Linked DNA regions of Homo sapiens: region 1 is linked to region 2. A link is a loop called in an ENCODE intact Hi-C map of the cell type or tissue named here. Cell type or tissue: dorsolateral prefrontal cortex. All regions are shown on one strand. Links, peaks and the distances in the headings refer to the core of each region. The heading gives the core; the rest is flanking DNA.

Region 1 (5,489 bases), core at 229-5,228, 110 kb after region 2:
ATATAAGGTGAGCAGGGCATGACTTTCTGAGGGCAAATAGATGGATAGAGACCTGAATGAAGCGAGGAAGTAAGCCACGCAGATATCTGGGAAAGTGTTTCTCAGGTAGAGGGTATGATTGTCTCAATGTTATAGATTCATGGAGGGTCAGAGCTGCTTCATAATTTCCCAAAAATTCACACAGGACTGTTGAGCGGTAGAGGTGAGATTCCAAGTTGGGTCCATCTGGTGCTGAAGCACAGGCTTGGAAATCAGCTGTACTCTGTTGGGTTCTACTACCCAGGTGAACTATTTTCAAGTGGTTGAAACATGTTTTAGCACCTGATGAAGTATGAAGAACGCGTTTCTACTACAGACTGAGGGCAGAAGCCTAAAAGCTGAATGGACTATGTATGGCTTTGCAGAGAGTGTTGAGTCTAGCAGACTCCAACAGCAACGTCAAGAATTACGTTATGAAGTGTCTTGCAGCTTGGCAGTTGAACCTCATAAAAGATGGGTCAAGAAAAGAGTCAACTCTAAATAATCCAAATTAGAATAATGAATTAAGTCTGCTTGTGTTGGCTTGGAAAGATCTTCTCTAATGCTTTTGGGATCAGGATGGGGAGAGTTGGTGGGGGATGAGTGGGGGACAAAATTACAATGAGAATGGATTGTAACTACATGTCACGTAATGACATTTCATCAATGACGGACCACATGTACCATGGTGGTTCCATAATATTATTATTATTTTTTGAGATGGAGTTTCACTCTTGTTGCCCAAGTGGAGTGCAATGGCATCATCTTGGCTCACTGCAACCTCTGCCTCCAGGTTCAAGCGATTCTCATGCCTCATCCTCCCAAGTAGCTGGGATTACAAGCATGCGCCACCACGCCTGGGTAATTTTTATTGTATTTTTAGTAGAGATGGGGTTTCACCATGTTGATCAGGCTAGTCTCAAACACCTGACCTCAGGTAATCCACCCGCCTCGGCCTCCCAAAGTGCTGGGATTACAGGCGTGAGCCACTGGGCTCGGCCGAGATTATAATACTGTATTTTTGCAGTGACTTTTCTATGTTTTGATATGTTTAGGTGCACAAGTACTCACCATCGTGTTACAGCTGCCTACAGTATTCAGTAAAGTAACATGCTGCACAGGTTTGTAGCCTAGGAGCAATAGGCTGTACCATATAGTCTAGGTGTGTGGTAGGCTGTACCACCCAGTTTTGTGTAGGTACACTCGTTGATGTTCACACAGTGATAAAATTGCCTAACAATGCATTTCTCAGAATATATTCCCATCAATAAGCAACACGTGACTGCATTTATCTGGGAGCATATAGGTCATAATGTTGAGATTTTGTAGAAAATACAGCAGAGGCTCAAAAACCATACTAAGTGGACAACAGATTTAATCACATCATTATTGTCAAGAGTGAACAGGAAATACTGAAGCTCATAAAGTCCTAATGGAGCTAAAAATAGTCTTCCTAAGCTTGTCGAAGCTCCTCTTGCAGTGAACATCACTGCTGGGACAGTGCTTCTACTTTTGTCTCTGGTAAAGAGACATTAGCTAATATTAAGGTAAACATCAAGTCAATTCAAATTAACCCTGCCCTGCTCCATTTTTTTTTCATTGTCAACTCTAACGTTTGTTTTCCACTTTAATTCCAGTCATCAAAGCCCATAAAGAAGTGATGAATTATTTATGTTTTGCATAAACATGAAGGGCCATCAATACCTACTGGTGAATTGAATAAAGGTTTAGTTATGCTTCACATTTTCCTGCGGTTGAGAAATAGGAAGTATCATGACAGGTAGCATTTCCAAACAGCCAAAAAATATATCCTTTAAAGCATTGCAATTTTTAGATACCTGAAAATCTTGAATGTTATCATTACCTACTCCTTTAAAAAATTGATTACCCAACCAATATATTAATAAATTCTTCTTATAATAAAATAAAGCATTAAAGTTAAGCCTAAAGTTTTCTTTAACCACCATGCCTAGTTTTTGTCTTCTTCTCAACGCCCTAGAGATAACTGCTGTCAGAAGTTTGATGTCTATCCTTCCAGATACTTTGCTATGCTTATGAAAATATATGTGATTGAGTGGGCCTTAAAAATACATTATCCTGCTTCCTGTATTGTTCTGCAACTTGCTTTATGATTCAACAGTATTTCTTTATCTGATTTCTTTTTAAGAGAACAAATTCATTTTGTCATTTTCAGTCTTCACAACAGAACACAAACAAAATAAACTAATCTATACGTGGTTAGTTTTACTGTTCTAAATTTTGGTTCAACAGAATGCAACTGGATTAAACCAATCCAGTGCAATTTCAAAAAAAGGTGCGCAGACAAGGCAAGAAAAATAAAAGCAGAGAGCCCGAGGTTGCCTTCAGTGGATGACTCGACCAAGACTTCCTTAAAGGGACAGTTTTTTTTTGCATTTGGGCATCAATATACATTTCTGATATAAAGAAACCAGCTTTGAATGTTTGTGAAGTATCTTTGCATTATTCCAGTGACTCGTAGGGACCGTGAGCATATAGACCCCTCTTCAGTGCCATTGCATAAGTTGATTCTGCCTCTTCCTGGCTTAGTATTATTGAAAAACTGTCAACAGACCCAAGGGCTAGCCTATGCTATCTAAGAGGTTGGGACTGTATCTTGTAACTGCTGATGATGACTGAATGCCAGTGTGCAGGAATACAGAGCTCCCTGTGACACAAGTATTGGTGTAGAAAATGGTTCAGGAGAGACTGTGGCCCTTCTCCCAGGAGGGCATATGGAGTAGCCTCTGGATGGCCTCCATTATTCAGCGTAGAAAATACCTCGATGGATTGGAGACACATATGCAGGAAAAAAGTGCTGGTGTAAACAAGCACGCCAATCAATAGGGGGGAAATGCAGAATTTCGTGCTATTAAACTTGCTTGTGCTTCACAGGCAATTCTTGGCTGGCTTTTTCATTAGAGAGAAGTGTGGCCATTGTGAGTCACTCTCCTACCTGCCAGAGCCATTAATCTGTAAGCGCCTGTTAGATCACGCTTGCTGCCTGTTCAAGATGCAACTGTTCTCAGTGAATACGTAGGGCCATGTGATAATACAATTCCCCTGTGTTGTATCTTTTAATTTAAGAAAATTATAAAATAAATAGAAATGTTACAGTCTGCAACTATTTAACGAGGTAAGAAATAGCTTAATTCTCAATTAAATTATAAATTTCCTGACTCAACAAACCCAGCTTCCATACCGTCCATATTCTTGTCCATATTGAGAGTGCTGACTCTTCTTATTGTTGCAAGCAATGAGGCAAAGCCTTATACCATTTCTAGAGCCCCTAGAAACCTATCTTCACAGCATTTTCCATTTCTAACTCTGTTCAAACCATGAGAATTTGTTTATACGGACAAATATTGCTTTTTTGACTCCTCTTCTCTAGATAGTCACTTGGGAATATTGTCTTGTTGCTTTTCTTTTCAGGAGCACCTAAAGCAATATAACCAGTAGGAACAAAACTAAAATGAGAGCTTTTGAAAGCAAACCACCAATGCCTGTCCTGATTTGGCTATACTCATATCCTTTTGTTGTGTCTTATTCTAAAATTTGTTACTCCTGATCATGGTGTAACTTATGATTGCTCACCATTAAAAAATTAATGAAGGATTTATTTAAAAATTCATTTGCAGGCTGGGTGTGGTGGTTCACACCTATAATCCCAGAACTACGGGGTGCCAAGGCAGGCAGCTCACTTGAGCCCAGGAGTTCGAGACCAGCCTGGCCAACATGGTGAAACCCCGTCTTCACTAAAAATACAAAAATTAGCTGGGCGTGGTGGGGTGCACCTGTAAATCCCAGCTACTCAGGAGGCTGTGGCAGGAGAATCGCTTGAACCCGGGTGGTGGAGGTTGCAGTGAGCCAAGATTGTGCCACTGCACTCCAGGCTGGGCAACAGAGTGACATCTCAAAAAAAATAATAAAAATAATAATAAAAATTCCTTTGCTTGTAAGTGTGCCATTTGCTTTCTTATCATGGAACGTTCTTAAGACTGGAGGGGAATGAGACAATGCATTAAGAGTTGGAATTGGCATACTCTTCTATTACTACAGCTTTAATTATTTTATTTTGAAATAATCTAAAACTTACATAAAAGTAGCAAGCATAGTACAAATTACTTTTGCCCTTGAACCCTCTGAGAGTAAGTTATCAGCATGATGCCCATCACTGCTGTAGTGTGTATTTCTTACAAATAAGAGCATTCTTTTCTATAGCCACAATGCAACCATCAGTATCAGGAAATGAACAGACCCCATTCAAGATCTGCCAGTTGTGTCAATAACAAAAAGATGATTCATACTTGTGTTGTGTTTTTCCTGCCTCAGCCCTCATTCCGAAATTCAAAGATCCTTGGATCCTTTTAGTGCCGAATAGTATTTAGAAGCCAAGCATTGTTATTTAGTAGTGATTATTGCTTTTGGGGTGTTGCAGCTCTCAGTCCCTCTCAGAAGACAGGGCTAGGATATGTTTGTACCTGCACATACACATTTACATCTTTATTTCTATATTTAACTATTTGTACACAGAAATTTATGAGTTTACATCAGTACCTCCAATGTCAACCTAACACTACAGAATGCATTCTTGTTTTCTCCCTTTCTGTATTTGTAACTCTCTTCTCTAACAGTGAGAAACCTGGCTCCCATTATCCTTAACAGACTTATTTGTTTGTTTGTTTTTGAGACAGGGTCTCACTCTGTCACCCAGGCTGGAGGGCAGTAACATGATCACTGCTCACTGCAAGCTCCACCTCCTGAACTCAATTGATCCTCCCACCTCAGCTTCCTGAGTAGCTGGGACTACAGGCACATGCCATCATGCCCAGCTAATTTTTGTATTTTTAATAGAGACGGAGTTTTACCATGTTAGCCAGGCTAGTCTCGAACTCCTGAGCTCAATCGATCTGCCTGTCTCGCCCCCTTTAAAGTGCTGGGATTATAGGCCTGAACCACCACACTTGGCCAACATACTTATTTGATCAATTTCCCATACGTAATCCATTGACTATAACACCGCTGCTTCTCCCAGGCTGATGCCTCCTCACCCTACTTAAGCTCTGGTAACTTGTGCCATGCCACTTTCTGCTTTCTTCATCCCATTTGTCCACTAATACCCTGCCACAGGATGCTCTTTCTTATGGGTGCCCTTCTGTTGCTAAAATTTTGAAAGTGGTTTCCTGGGACATTCCTGTGCTCTGGATCCTTCAAGCCACTCCCAGGGCTTTGCAGTGATCTTTAAGCTCATTGGTTTGACATGGAGCAGACTAGGCAAATAGTAGCAGCAATTGATTCAGCAGAAGTTGTGTCAAGTTTCAAGTATGCCTCTTCATGGAAGGGGGAAATAGGCTATGACCAGTCGTTCTCTTTTTCTGCTGCTCAATATAACTAAGGGCCTTGCACTTACTTATTCTTAGGAATAAATGTTGCTGGTAGCTCATCCTGTGACC
Region 2 (5,489 bases), core at 348-5,347:
TGTCTGTCACACAGGCTCTTAAAATAACAAAATAACACTGAAAAATTGAATGTTTCACCCATAGGCCTTTAGGCTTCAGGCTTTAATATCCTTATAATCAACAATGGCCTATGTCAGTGATGGAAGACAAATAGGTAATGACTTTTGGAGAAATAGTGTTTTACCTTCAGTGTGCAAGAACACATTCTAAAGCTTCCAGTGCTATGACTCAGCCTTCAGGGATGTTAAGGAGAAAGAGGCAAAAATTTGGAGCACGTCTCCTGTGGCTCTGAGGAAAGGCAGAGAGAGAAAGCCTGTAATTACCACCTAAAAGTCCCTGGGGCTCTGTCATGGGCATAATTTTGATTTGAGCTGGAGTTTGTTTAGGGATAGGTAAGAGGAGCTATGTTATGCAGTTGGGGATGGGATACTGGTAGCGGGCAAAAGTGAGGAAGTGAGGAGATTATTTACATCCATTCATTCATTCAATAAATCTTTGTTGAACCTAGTATTTTCTAGGCATTGCTGGGGATAGAGCACTAAACGATATAGACAAAAACCCTTGCCTTCAAGGAGCTTATAGTGTAGTGCGGGAAGCTAGGCAATAAACAAAGAAACAAGCAAAAGTTACAGTATGTCAGAATGTGATAAGTGTTTATGGAGAAGAATAAAGCTGGAGAATGGGATAGAGTGTGCTGGTGGGCATAAGAGTACTATTTTAAACAGAGCAGTGGAGGAGGTCTCCCTGATAAGATGATATTTAAGAAGAGAAGGAGGTGAGAGAGAGAGCCATTGAGGAAGAGGGCATGTGCAAGGAAAAAGGCCTCCCAAGTAAGACGAAAAACAGCATGAGCAAAGAAAGGCCTGGAGACAGCAGTGCACTGGCTTGTTCAAGGAGCCAGATGGTTAGAGGGAGCGACCCTAAGGAAACAGCAGGAGAGTTGTGTGTGGGATGTGGGGACTGTCCAGGGTGTGACGTAGGGCCTTGTAGATTCCTACTCTGCCTGAGATAGAAGCCGCTGCAGAGTGCTGAGTTGAAGGGTTAAGGTGCTCTGACACGGAGTTCCAGATAATCACTCTGGTTGCTGTGCGGAGAGTAAACTATAGGTGAATGCGGGGGCAAGGGAAAGGGTGAAGCAGGCGTGCACATCAGTGGAACTTTCAATAATCCAGATGAGAGATGATGGTGGCTTGAACCTGGGCGAAAGCAGTGGCAATGAGGCGTGGTTGGATCCTGAGTATATTTTGAAGTGAGAACCCACAGGACTTACTGATATGGATATGTTTTACAAGATAGAGGAGTCATAAGTGAAAAAATTAATTCTGTCTGAGCAGCTAGAAGGATGATGTTGCAAGATTGAGGAGACTGGGGGAAGTGTGAAGGAAAAGGTTAGGAATTTCTGGACATGTTGAATACAAAATGACTTCAAAGCATGGAGGAAAAACGAACAAAACCTGAGCCCCCTCAATTTTAATGTGTATTGTTTAGGAATACAGATAGGTGGGATAAAAACTTTATAAAATGGAAAGGAATGATAAACACAAAATATAAGATAGTGGCTTTATCATTCGGAGAAGAAAAGGCAGAGTGATGGGGTAGAGAAGGAACATACAGGTTAATGCAATGAAATTGGTGATGTTCCAGTTTTTAAGTGGAGTAGAAGCTTCATTGGTGTTCATTTTATTATTATGCTTCATAATTTACAGATATCCTCTTGCATTAATCAAATGTTACATGGTAAGAATTTAAGAAGGGAATGAGAGCAGTTGAAAACATGGAGTGTGGACAGCTATTTTGAGGGGTGTTTTTGTGAAAGGAAGTAGAATTTTTTTTTTTTAAGATGGAGTCTCACTCTGTCACCCAGGCTGGAGTACAGTGGTACAATCTTGGCCCACTGCAACCTCCGCCTCCCGGGTTCAAGCGATTCCCCCGCCTCAACCTCCTGAGTAGCTGGGATTACAGGCACACACCACCACGCCTGGCTAATTTTTGTATTTTTAGTAGAGACGGGGTTTCATCATATTGGCCAGGCTGGTCTCGAACTCCTGACCTTGTGATCTGCCCACCTCGGCCTCCCAAAGTGCTGGGATTACAGGCGTGAGCCACCACGCCTGGCCGGGAAGTAGAAATATTGAGTTGAAGTGGGGTCAAGAAGGGGTGTTTTAAAATAGGAATAAATGAGAGGATGTGCATCTGCTGATAATGATCCATAATGAAGGTGATATTGACGGCACAGGAGGGAAAGTGTTTCCTTGCTACAGAGATATCATTGAGTAGGAGAGAGGGTGTAGGGGGTTTCTGGTCTCTTCTTGCTCATTTGAAGGAGTTCCCTTTATATTCTAGACACCATTACTGATTTTAGAAATTGAAAATATCTCCTCCCATGGTCACCGTCCTTAGCACCCTCCATTAAACAGAAATTCCTATATTGGATGTTATCAATTTATTTCATGTTTTGTTCAAGGTATTGTTTCTGAATTTTGTGTAAAGAAGTTTCTCCCTGCTCCTAAGTCATGGGAGTAGTCTTTTATGTTTCATTATATCAACTTTATAGCTTTACTTTTCAATTTTAGGCCTTTAATTCTTCTAGCATCTCCCTTTATTTGTAGCATTAGGCAGTGATCCAACTTCAAATTCTCAAAATGGTAAACTAGTTTTTCCAATACAATCTACCAAACAATCTACCTTTTCCCTAGTGGTTTATGGAAAAACAATTGTTTGCAAGATTTTTTTTTTAAATCCCCCTGAGTATTTGCTTTCTCCAAATTTCCTTTTTACTCTTGATATATTGTGACTCCTGCTTTTTTTTAATTACAAATTATATTTCAGCATCTGGTGAGCCTCCCTGCGTGTTCATATGTTTTAAAATTGTCACACTAAAAAGCTGATGCAGGTGGGGGAGGTTTGCCCATTTGCAGGCACATAGTAGGATGGGCTGGGAGGCGGGGAGTCTGTTTCCTTAGGGAATTCTCAATCTTGGTATATCTTAATTGTTTCATTTAAGAGAAGGCTCTTCTAATATCTTGTCTGAAAGATACCCATTCAGCTCCATGCTGTTAGAAAGGGCGAGGAAAGCCCTGAGGTAAGGGATCGTGTTGAGGGAGATTTTCAAAGTAGAATAGACAAATTGTTTGCTTAAACCACCTGTGTTCCTTGGCACAGTCCTGGCTTACACCACACCTGGGTGTTTCTAATCCAACAGACTCTCTGTTTGATACTCTCAGAGAATAACATCCAGTCTGCTTTCGGGGTTCAGATAGGGGCAATAGTTTGGCTAACAGGGCTTGAGTAAAATATCTGTGGTTCTAGAGTTTTGCTGAAACACGTGTGCCCAGTCTTCTTTAGGCAAAGACTTCTAGGCATACTCCAAGCCTGTGATTCCCGAGACGCAGGAGCCCACATGACATCAGTCCTGTGGCTTCTTGGCTTGGGCCTCTGCTGGCTGGGATTCAGCTTCTGCATGACCACGAGAAAGGCATTTACCATTCCCGTGTCTATTTCCCAGATTCCAGAATTGTGATGCACTTGCTGCTGCTGCTTTTCTGTCTTTTGTGAGGCTGGAGACTTTCCACTCCCTCCTGTTCATCTTTCTTGGGAGAAGGTGCCATTTCTGCTCTCCTCGAAGACTAGGCATCTGGGCTGGAGCATCACCAGCCTCTTCACCTGAGCACCCTGAGCGACTTGATATTTAAATGATGTTCTACCTGATAAGAGGAAATCAGTTCACCTGTTTATGAAGAAAAACAGAACAAAACCTCTAGTGCCCAGAAACTTACCAGGATAGGGCTCCCCACTCCCTTCCACTCTGCCTCCTCCTCTCTCCATCTCCCTCCTAGTCCCACAAAGGTCTTTTATTGTTTGATGCAAACTGAGCCAACTCCTCTTTGAATTGAGCCTTGGTGAAGGTGGCAAATGTTATTATGTCCAAATGACCTTTTCTTAAAGGGGACACAAACCCCTGGATGTTCTAAAATAGAGAAACCAGGGAGTCCAGCCATGCAGCACCAAGCTGTGTGACACACGCTGTTTTATAGAACGTGACACACGCTGTTTTGTAGAACTCCAACAGACCTGCCGGCAAATGCAGCTGGTTAGAAAACAAAAGGCCTTTTTCTCCCTTGTGTGCAATTGCACCCAGCATCCTGGCCAGGAAACAGGTGGCTGCATGTTCAGTGTTTTCTTCTGAGAAAGGAGAAGCAAGATATTTAGATCTCTGCTGAGAGGCAGCTGTTCTCCCCTGGCTTTGTGCTAAGACTTGAGCAACATTCTTCCTAGGACTATAAGATGCTTTCCAGGTTTGTATAATTTTTCTTCCAAAGAGCTTCAAAACATGTGCAAACACAGATTTCAATCCCATCGCCACCCCCAGTTTGTAAATGTAGAACCAGAGAGACATAGAAATTAAGCAACATGCCCACTCTAGCGCCACAAGTCAGAGACAGGACCCGGAACAAAGTTTAAGCCATTTGTCTTTGTTGACTATTACAGATACCCTCATTCTGCTGGGATGATAGTGTAAGTGAGCAGGTAATTTTCAAGATGTTTTAACTGTCGGTTGGAATTGTCAATGTTTGTTTATTAAACTTTCTGACTCAAGGCCATGGTGATGATTTCCAGGGTATTTTTTTAATTAAAAAAAATTAAAAACATAAACAAAGCGCTGAGCATTTCATTGACAAAATTGAACCCGAACAAGCTCAAAAACAGTTGGAGTATCAGCCGGGTGCAGTGGCTTATGCCTGTAATCCCAGCACTCTGGGAGGCCGAGGCGTGTGGATCACGAGGTCAGGAGTTTGAGACCAGCCTGGCCAATATGGTGAAACCCTGTCTCTACTAAAAAATACAAAAATTAGCCAGGCATGGTAGCACGTGCCTGTAGTCCCAGCTACTTGAGAGGGTGAGGCAGGAGAATTACTTGAACCCAGGAGGTGGAGGTTGCAGTGAGCTGAGATCACGCCACTGCACTCCAGCCTGGGCGACACGGTGAGACTCCATCTCAAAAAAGAAAAAAAAAGTTGGCGTATCATCTGTCATAAAGTGGCAATTTGGATGATGAATTAATAATGAACTAATAATATTAAAGTCCTTGGATGGAAATGAGATCCACTGCAGGTGTGCAGAGAAGGCTGGGCAGGTGAATTAATCTATGATCTATGATCTCACACAGAATTCTGCATAGTAAATTTGATTCCCATGGTTCCAACAAAACGAAACACCTAACCACTATATCAAAGATGCCTTAAAAATGTGACAGATGCAGTACAGTCATTGTAGATTGCCTCCAGATGATCATATTTTGCAAAAAGAGAGATGCAAGCACAGAACACTCACAGCTGAGACAGTCACCGCCTAATGAGGGCCCATAGTATTGCTGATGATAAATTCCAATCTCATGGCTCCTACTTCTGGTTTTTCTAAACTACTCTTTATTAGGTTAGGTTTTTATTCCTATGGCCAAAGATATCCTTTGAAGCTGTGATGCTCAAATGGCTGTCTTTCTCTGGGTCAG

Evidence for each region. Hi-C counts contacts between places; a loop is a spot of excess contacts. Peaks named below come from ENCODE experiments on the same cell type or tissue, not always from the same donor. Only the 100,000 strongest peaks of a DNase experiment are listed, where the experiment ranks them.
Region 1: it touches region 2 in a loop (2.3-fold over the local background); 2 of 110 quality-filtered maps call a loop at or near these places.

Annotation. Positions count from the first base shown.
Region 1 is chr1:242,672,664-242,678,152 of GRCh38, reverse strand. No RefSeq gene overlaps it. Among named protein-coding and RNA genes, the nearest start is that of PLD5, 150 kb to the right of the region's middle. In dorsolateral prefrontal cortex, for the core only: no CTCF peak of the experiment used is centred there; no DNase peak of the experiment used is centred there; H3K27ac peaks cover 1,776 bases.
Region 2 is chr1:242,782,932-242,788,420 of GRCh38, reverse strand. No RefSeq gene overlaps it. Among named protein-coding and RNA genes, the nearest start is that of PLD5, 260 kb to the right of the region's middle. RefSeq lists a silencer at 120-414. In dorsolateral prefrontal cortex, for the core only: no CTCF peak of the experiment used is centred there; a DNase peak (open chromatin) is centred at 3,410; H3K4me3 peaks cover 738 bases.